2 separate regions of the Homo sapiens genome follow, and region 2 is linked to region 1. A link is an interaction called in ENCODE POLR2A ChIA-PET data of the cell type or tissue named here. Cell type or tissue: GM12878. All regions are shown on one strand. Region 1 overlaps RBBP8-AS1 (RBBP8 antisense RNA 1). Region 2 has its middle 250 kb from the start of CTAGE1.

What was found. ChIA-PET counts read pairs that join two places held together with the same protein. Peaks named below come from ENCODE experiments on the same cell type or tissue, not always from the same donor. Only the 100,000 strongest peaks of a DNase experiment are listed, where the experiment ranks them.
Region 2: POLR2A ChIA-PET joins it to region 1 with 6 read pairs; 4 of 35 experiments call an interaction of 5 or more read pairs at or near these places.

What each region holds. Positions count from the first base shown.
Region 1 is chr18:22,780,566-22,785,565 of GRCh38, reverse strand. The region is part of intron 3 of RBBP8-AS1 (RBBP8 antisense RNA 1); the gene reads left to right. Among named protein-coding and RNA genes, the nearest start is that of RBBP8, 150 kb to the left of the region's middle. RefSeq lists enhancers at 817-1,366, 1,367-1,916. In GM12878, no CTCF peak of the experiment used is centred here; no DNase peak of the experiment used is centred here.
Region 2 is chr18:22,668,367-22,673,366 of GRCh38, reverse strand. No RefSeq gene overlaps it. Among named protein-coding and RNA genes, the nearest start is that of CTAGE1, 250 kb to the right of the region's middle. In GM12878, a CTCF peak has its summit at 2,286; a DNase peak (open chromatin) is centred at 2,216; H3K27ac peaks cover 378 bases.

The sequences.
Region 1 (5,000 bases):
ATCATAAGAACAAAAGTGTTTTATGTTCAATTAACTTGGGAAACCCTGGAAGACTTCTCTGAGTCTTTAAATTAACCTTTGTTGCAAATCTCTAAGAGAAAAACACAATATATAGTTTTCCCAAACTTACTAAGCCATAGACATTTTTTTCACGAAGCATTTACTTAGGCTAGTCTCCTGAAAGGCATGTTTAAACTACTTCTAAATATATTGATTGATACACTACATAGAAATTCCTGGGATCTATGGCAGAATGAGGGTATAGCAGGTAGATGTAGCTCACAGACAGAAATAATATATGGTATGAGAAAGGCTTATAATTTGCATGAAGAGATAAAATATTCACATCTTAAAAATCACTACTGAAAATTGATCAGGAATATCTGTTCCAATACCTTAAATATATTTTTGGCATGTACTTACTTAATTACATATTTTTCTTTAAAAAATTTTTAATGTAATACATTATACTAATAGATTTCTTAAAATTGGGAAATGTTGCTTTCTGGAATAAACTTTGCTTAGTTATAGAATATAACTATTTTAACACATTGCTAGATTTAATTTGTTAATATCTGGTTTCAGATTTTAATTGTAAGTATTCTAGTTTTCTTGTTGGAATATGTTTGTCAGGTATTGGCATTAATATTATGATAGAACTGTAAATTGAATTGGGAAGCCTTCTATTGTTGTTCCTTGAATTTAGGGACAACTTATCCACAAACATCCTGAATCTGGTACCATTTTTAATTGTAGAGCTTTAATATATGTATATTATATATAAAAAATATATATATATTTTCAAATTCTGTAGTTGTTGGGTTGTTTAGGTGTTCTACTTGTCATTTAGTTAATTTGGGGAATTTATATTTTGATAGAACATCATTTGTTTCCTTTAGATTTTCAAGTTTGTTGTCATAAGAAAAGTGGTAGCGGGGAGGGGCCAAGATGGCTGACTAGAAGCAGTTGCCATCAGAGGCTCCCACCAAGATAATGAAAATGGCCAACGAATCCTGCACTGGCAACTGTGGTATCCAGGTTCTCTCATTGAATTAGGCAGTTGGCGCAACCCATGGAGAGTGAGGAAAAGCAGGGTGGAGCAATGGCCCTCCTGGGAGTGCAGGGGAAGGGGAGCTCCCACCCCCAGCCAAGGGAGGTGTGAGTGATTGTGCTACCTGCCCCAGGAAACCACACTTTTTCCACAGATCTGTGCAACCCACAGGTCAGGATATCCCCCTTGTGAGTCCGTGCCACCAGGGCCTTGGGTCCCAAGCATAGAGCTGTGAAGATTCTTGGTGGCCACTTGGCTGGAGACTGCCTAAGACTACTGAGTTTCCAGGGGGAGGGTTGACCACCATCACTGCATTCTCCTGCTGCCTAAGATGACTGAGCACCTGCGGGGAGGGGCAGGAGCCATCACTGCAGCTCCAGTCTGCTGTTTTCCCCCTGCCAGTGCTGGGGATACTGGGTGATTTGGACTCAGGAGGAATTCCCCATGGCACAGCACAGCAGCTATGGCAGATTGTGGCCAGACTGCCTCTCTAGGCTGGACCCTGACCCATCGCTCCTCACTGTGCAGGGCCTTCCTGTGGGAATTTCAGCAATTCCAACCAGGGGTTTACAGACAGAACTCTGATCTCCCTGGGACAGAGCCCCAGGGAGGAGGGGCAGTCTCTGCAGATCAGCAAACTTAGTCTTTCCCAGTGCTGACTGTGGAATCCGGGCAGTCCTGATGAATGGGATTCCCCACAGTGCAGTGCATCCCCTCTGCCAAGGGACAGCCAGAGTGCTTTGTTAAGGGGGTTCCTGATCCTGTCCGTCTTGACTGGATGAGACCTCCCCTCCCCCTGCCCACCCACAGGGGTTGCGAGGCACCTTATACAGGAGCTTTTCTGCTGGCATCAGGTCAGTCCCCTTCCGGGACACAGATCCCAGAGGAAGGTGCAGGCAGCCATCTTTGCTGTTTTGCAGCCTCCAGTGGTGATACCTCCAGGTAGGGAGGGACCCAGGCAAATAGGGTCTGGAGTGGACCCCCAGCAAACTGCAGAAGCCTTACGGAAGAAGGGCCTGACTGTTAAAAGAAAAACAAACAAACAGAAAACACAGTAACAACCGCATCAACAAAAAAGTCCCTCCAAAAACCCCATCCAAAGGTCAGCAGCCTCAAAGATTGAAGCTAGATGAACTCATGAAGATGAGAAAGAATCAACAAAAAAAATGCTGAAAACTCAAGAAACCAGAGTGCCTCTTCTCCTCCAAATGATCGCAAGACCTCTCCAACAGGGGCATAGAACTGAGTGGAGGCTGAGATGAATTAATTGACAGAAGTAGGCTTCTGAAGGTGAGTAATAACAAACTTTGCTGAGCTAAAGGCAGATGTTCTAACCCAATGCAAAGAAGCTAAGAGCCATGATAAAACATTACAGGAAATGTTAACCAGAATAACTAGTTTAGAGAGGAACATAAATGACCTGATGGAGCTGAAAAGCACAACACAAAAGAACTTCACAATGCAACCACAAGTATCAATAGCCGAATGCATCAAGTGGAGGAAAGCATTTCAGAGATTGAAGACTATCTTGCTGAAATAAGGAAGGCAGACAAGATTAGAGAAAAAAGGATGAAAAGGAGTGAACAAAACCTCTGAAAACTATGGGATAATGTAAAAAGACTGAACTTATGACTGATTGGGGTACCTGAAAGAGATGGGGAGAATGGAACCAGGTTGGAAAACATACTTCAGGATATCATACAGGAGAACTTTCCCAACCTAGCAAGACAGAACAACATTCAAATTCAGGAAATCCAGAGAACCCCAGTAAGAGACTCCATGAGAAGATAAATCCCAAGACACATAATTATCAGATTTTCCAAGGTTAAAATGAAGGAAAAAACATTAAGGGCAGCCAGAGAGAAAGGCCATGTCACCTACAAAGGGAAGCCCATCAGACTAACAGTTGACCTCTCAGCAGAAACTCTACAAGCCAGAAGAGATTGGGGGCCAATATTCAACATTCTTAAAAGAATTTTCAACCTAGAATTTCATATCCAACCAAACTAAGCTTCATAAGCGAAGGAGAAATAAAATCCTTTTCAGACAAGCAAATGCTGAGGGAATTCTTCACCACTAGGCCTGCCTTGCAAGAGCTTCTGAAGGAAGCACTAAAGATGAAAAGGAAAAATCATTATCAGCCTACACCACAAAAGTCATTACCAGTCTAACACTACAAAAACACATGGAAGTACAAAGACCAATGATACTATGAAGCGACTACATCAACAAGTGTGCAAAATAACTAGTTAGCGTCATGATGACAGGATCAAATTTACACATAACAATATTAACCTTAAATGTAAATGGGCTAAATGCCCCAATTAAAAGACACAGAACAGCAAGCTGTATAAAGAGTCAAGACCTATTGGTGTGCTATATTCAAGAGACCCATCTCATGTGCAAAGACACACATAAGCTTAAAATAAGGGATGCAAGAAAATTTACCAAGAAAATGGAAACACCAAGAAAATGGAAAGCAGAAAAAAGCAGGGGTTGTAATCCTAGTTTCTGACAAGACAGACTTTAAACCAACAAAGATCAAAAAAGACAAGGGCAATACATAATGGTAAAGGGCTCAATTCAACAAGAAGAGCTAACTATCCTAAATATATATGTACCCAATACAGGAGCATCCAGATTTATAAAACAAGTTCTTAGAGACCTACAAAGAGGCTTAGACACCCCCACAATAATGGTGGGAGATTTTAACACCCCATTGTCAATTAGATCATCGAGACAGAAAATTAACAAGGATATTCAGGACTTGACCTCCAGCTCTGGATCAAGTGGACTTCATAGATACCTACAGAGCTCTCCACCCAAAAACAACAAAATATACATTATTCTCAGTGCCACATAGCACTTACTCTAAAATCAATCACATAATTGGAAGTAAAACACTCCTCAGCAAATGCAAAAAACTGAAATTGTAAGAGTCTCTCAGACCACAGCACAATCAAATTAGAACTCAAGATTAAGAAACTCACTAAAAACCATATAACTACATGGAAATTAAACAACCTGCTCCTGAATGACTGCTGGGTAAGTAATGAAATTAGGCATTGTATTTTTAGTAGAGATGAGGTTTCTCCATGTTGGTCAGGCTGTTCTCAAACTCCTGACCTCAGGTGATCTACCTGCCTCGGCCTCCCAAAGTGCTGGGATTACAGGTGTGAGCCACTGTGCCTGGCTCTTTAATTTTTAAATTATATTTTGTAGTTAAAGCATACATATTTTGTACATGGTGTGTTTACTTTTTTACATTTATACCTAAGTATTTCTTTGGAGCAATTTTAAATGGCATTGTGTTTTTAATTTTAGTTTTCATATGTCCATTGTTGTATAAAGAAATGCAGTTGATTTGTGTGTTGATTAAGCTGTAACCTGGCTGTACTTTTGTATTTTTTTTTTAGGGTTATAAAAACTTTTGATCCCAGTTTATTTTGTATATTAAGAAAAGTTTTGTAAATAGGGAGATTTATAGACTTCTTAAATAAATTTTACGTTTTTTCCTTCTCAATTACAACTTTATGAATGTCATTGAAATTAAACAAGCATTTGCTTTGTGTCAGGTAGATTCTGCTCAAATAGTAGAATAATAAGGCAACTTTTGTTTTCCATTTTTTTCTGAGTTTTCTTTGATTTTGATAGAGATGTAGAGAAGCTGGTGCCACCCCCTGTAACAATGTCTGAACTTCATCAGAGAACTTATCAGAATGAATCTTTTTGTAAAAACCCTGGTGGGAAATAAGTAGTCCTCTTTGATTACTGGGCAGCCCATTGCAGTAATACCTAATCGGCTGGCTGAACTTAATTAGCTTTAGGAGGTATTTTGTTTCATTTTGCTTTTATAGATACTTTGGGATTTTCTACACTGTCCTCACATCTGCAAATAGAAACATTTCACCTGTATTTTTATAATTTTTAAACATGCTGAAAATTTGAA
Region 2 (5,000 bases), 110 kb after region 1:
GAACTCAGACTGGACTTACATCATCATGGGCTCCCCTGGTTTTTGGTTATTCAGACGGGCTGAATTATACCACTGTCTTTCCTGGTTCTCTAGCTTGTAGAAGGCTGATCATGGAACTTTTGTCCTCCATAACTGTATAAGAACAACTCCTATAATGAAATATTTATATATGCATTATAGTTGAATAACCAGCTGACCCTTGAACAATGGGGGGCTAGGGATACTGACTCCCTGGCAGTCAAAAATTCATGTATAACTCTTGAATCCCTAAAAACTTAACTACTAATAGCCTATGATTGACCAGAAGCCTTACTGTTAATATGAACACATACATGTCAATTAATGCATATTTTGTATATTATATGTACTATATACTGTATTCTTACAATAAAGTAAGCTAAAGAAAAGAAAAGGTTATTAAGAAGATCATAAGGAAAAGAAAATACATGTTCTATTCATTAAGTGGAAGTGTATCATCATAAAGGTCTTCATCCTTCTCATCTTTACATTGAGTAGACTGAGGAGGAGGGGAAAGAGTAGGGGCTGGTTTTGTGGTCTCTAGAGTGGCAGAGGTGGAAGAAAATCCATGTATAACTGGATGAACCCACACAGTTCAAATCTGTGTTGTTCAAGGGTCAGCTGTATATCCTCTTAGTTTTGTTCCTCTGGAGAATCCTGACTAATACAGATATTTTCCAAGATAGTTAGTAATAGATTATTACTAATTTTATGTACCAATAGTTATTTTGATAATTATAAAATTATCATTTGCTCACAACCTTTTAATTTCTATTTTTGCATATTTTGAAATTTTTTTTACTGAGTATATAATTAAGTAATTCTTTCAGAGAATGTGCTTAATATGTTTTTTGACTATTAGTGTGCCTATAAATCTTTTTTAAATTTGCACTCCCACTTCAATATGAATTTGGCTGGGTATAAGATGCTATATTCAAATTTCCTTTAAAACTTCTGAAAATAATATTATTTTTACAAAATCCAGCCTCTGATAATAATAATATAATATACAATACATTAATAGCAAAAACATGATAAAAATTTAACTGCCTAAAATTTAAGAGATACCCTTTTCATAGACCCTTGGATCAAATAAGTAATCAAAATTGAGATTCTAAATTAACTAATACATAATATAAAAGAGAATACTTCCTACCAAAATCTATGTTATACAGATAATGCTAAATTCAGAGGAAATATTACAGCCTTAGGTATCCTAATTATTAACAAAATAAGACTGAAAACAGAGGATGCAGTTGGCAGTTGAATTGGAGTTGGAAAAGGAGAGGAGCAGAAATGCAGTGAAGTCACCAGTTTCATTGCTGGTGGCACTTTTACTGTTAATTTTAATATTTACAATTTTGAACTATTTGGAATTTATTTTGATTCAAGGTATCAGGGTGGATCTAACTTTATTTTTCCTCCAAAATATCTAACCAGTTGTCTCAATATAATCCATATTTTCCTCTCTGATATGAAATTCTGCTTTAATCATAGAATGAATTCTCAGATGAACTTTGGTCTATTTTTGCACCAGCCATTCTGTTCTAATCATTTGAGTATACACTTTGGCATAGTTCCTGGATATTTTAATTATTATAGCTTTGTAATACATTTTGATACCTGGTAGAACAGGCTCCTTATCACTTTTATTTTTATATTTTATTGGCTTTTTGTCACATCTTCTAATTTTTAAATGAATTTAAAATAACTTTTTCAATTTCCTGAAAAGAACTAATTGAGAATTTGAATGGAATTGATTGTACAGATTAAATCAAGGGGGAATTAACATCCATTATATTGTTCTGTCCCAAGAACAAGGCGTTCATTCCCATTTAAAAATTTAAATTTCCAGTTTCCACTCCAATGTGTAACCAGCTTAGAAGTCATCACTCCCATCCTTACAACAAGACAAAAGTGGAACAAACTGAAAATCAACAACACTTCTTAGATTCATCAGAGAATTAAGGTCACAGAGCAAACTAGTGCCTTAAAAACTGGAGAGAAAGGAGAATACAGAGAATCACAGCTTAGTGGGAGCAGAAGCTGCTGGAGCCAGAAACTTAAACTGTAATGATGAACTGCTGGAAGCTGAGTGTGGACTAGTTTGAGAGTTAAAAACTTAGTGGTGGGGCGATTCCTCTCACTTTTGGAGTTTTACTTCCCTAAGCCCCACAAGGTGTTCTCTCATAGTGGAGACTGGAGAAAAATCCCCCTGGGCTTCCAGCAAGACAGGGAAAGTACCCATTTTGAAATAAGCTTGGAGTGTTCTGTCCTCTGCCTGCTCTCAAAGGAATTTACATTTCTAGAATCTAAATAATGTAGGGGAAGGAAAATACCCAACTCTCACCCTAACTAACTTTCCTATCTCACCTGAGAGGGAAAAAAATTAAGAAGCATTTATGAAGTTCACAGCCCAAGAGCACAGGCTCATTAAAAAATTGAGACCTAATTATGGAATTATAGAATGTCCCCCGCCAGTTACATATCTCATTGATGTGTCAACTAAACTCCTAAATCATAACAGATGATAATAGTTGAAAAGTCTGCAAGGCTCAGACTCTATTTAAAAAGACATTTCTAGGGAAACCCAAAGATAACTGGAGAGACAAAAACAAGGACAGTAGAAGAAATTGAAGCCTCAGACGCTTATAGCTACAACAAAAAGTAAAGTGTAGCTCCTAACCAGGTAATCATAAACCCTCACACCAAAGACTGACTTACCTCAGGTTCTATTACCTAATATATCATGTGTAACTTTCAACAAAATTTAGGTGCGCTAATGGGCAAGAAAAAACAAACATAGCCTGAAAAGACAAAGCAGGCAACAGAACCTGACTTAGATTTGGCAGAGATTTTAAGATTATCAGACCAACCAAAAATTTAAAATAACTATAATTAATGTGCTGAGAGCTCTGATGGAAAAAAAGGTAGACAACATGCAAGAACATGCAAGATGGGTAATATAAACAGAGATGGGAACTCAAGAAATCATAAAAGGGAAATGCTAGAAATAAAAAACATAGTAACAGAAATAAATGACCTTGTGTCTGAAACACCTCTTTTGAGTCCTTCATATCTCCCAATTTCACCTGTCTCAGCTGCCGTTGGCCATTTGCTTTTTAACTACGGCCTCCACAGCAAACTGTGGGTGGGTTCAGAGTGACTTCAGGAGTGTAACCCAGCAGGGAGCAGTGGCCCATAGTACAGATCTACAAGGCCCCTGAGCAGTGGTGTGAATGGCTTGGTTTATTGGTCAGAGGCCTGGAAGGAATAAGAATAGAAAATAAGGAGCAAATAGGGAAAGGAGTTGTGGGATGGACCCTTGGGAGTGATCATAGAGCATATGGATCTTTATGTCTCATATTAAAACCCCAAAGAGCATCCACTACCAAAGAGGTTCTTGACCTTGAAGCTGTCCACAATTCTCTTTTTCTCACATCTCACCTCCGATCCACCTGGAAATTTTAAAGGGTCTACCTTCAAATTATATTTAGAATCCAACCACCTCTGGCATCTTCCTGCTACTATTCTGGTCCATGCAAGCATAATTTATCCCAACAGCTTCCTAAATTGTTTTAGTGACTCAGATTTGCCACTTCCCTTCATTTTATTCTTCCATTAATAAACAGATTGAGCTTTATTATAAAATGTAAGTCAGATCTGGCTATTCCTTTTTTTTTTTTTTTTTTTTTTTTTTTGAGACAGAGTCTCGCTCTTTCGCCCAGGCCGGACTGCAGTGGCACTATCTTGGCTCACTGCAACATCCGCTTCCCGGGTTCATGCCATTCTCCTGCCTCAGCCTCCCGAGTAGCTGGGACTACAGGTGCCCGCCACCGCGCCTGGCTAAGTTTTTGTATTTTTAGTAGAGATGGGGTTTCACCGTGTTAGCCAGGATGGTCTTGATCTCCTGACCTCATGATCCACCCGCCTTGGCCTCCCAAAGTGCTGGGATTACAGGCGTGAGCCATCGCGCCCGGCCTGATCTGGCTATTCCTTTGTTCAAAATCCTGCAATGGCTTCTCATTTCTTTCAAAGTGAAAGTCAAGCCTTGTAAAGCCTCTATGAGGCTTTACACGCTTTGACCCCTTGTACCCCCTGCCTCATCCCCTACACTGCGCTGAATTCACTCTGCTCCAGCCACATTGGCCACTTTGATGCTCCTCCAGCATGCCAGCCATATGTCTCCCCAGAGTCTCTGCAGCGGTTCTTTCTTCTACCTGGGCCAGTCCTCCTAAGATATCCTTATGGTTCACTCTCTCACCTGCAAGTCTTAGTCAAACACCACCTTTACAGTGAAGCCAGGCCTTAACCCTCTTTCTCTGCCAATACACCAGCATCCTTATCCCTCAAACTGCTCTATTTTTCCATAGTTGTTAACACCTTCTGCATAATTTACCTATTTATGTTGTTTATTTTCCACTTCCCACACTACAAGGTAAGCTGCATGAGAAGAAGGACATTGTCTGCTTTGACATTGCTGGATCCTTGGCATTCAGTGCTTGGCATATAGGACATGTTCAATAAGTGTCTGTTGAATGGTTAAATGTACTTGAGTGAAGCTGGAAGCTTCCAGCATTCCATTTCTTGCTGGTGCCAGCAGATTGTATGAACTTCCTACAAACCAAGTTCAGTCAGCTGCTCATGGAGAAGTCATCAGTGAGCACAGCCTTGGTAGAGGAGGGTGTGTCCTGAGAAGGCCCTTTGAATGAGAGATGGGGGTGCTGCTACCTTCTAGACATAGTTTGCAACCTAATGAAGTGTTACGGTAGAATCAGGAAAGTAGACAGTGAATGAGGAAACTGAGGCCCTGGGAAGTTAAGAGACGTGCCCAAGGCCACATAGCTGTTCAGTAGCAGAGTACAGTATATTTTTCCTAAACAGAGCGTTGATGTACTTCCTTTTGTCAAAGCATGATAAAAATGAAAATGATTTTTCAAATACACACTTAGTGGGCCTGACATGTGGGTGTACATTTAAAC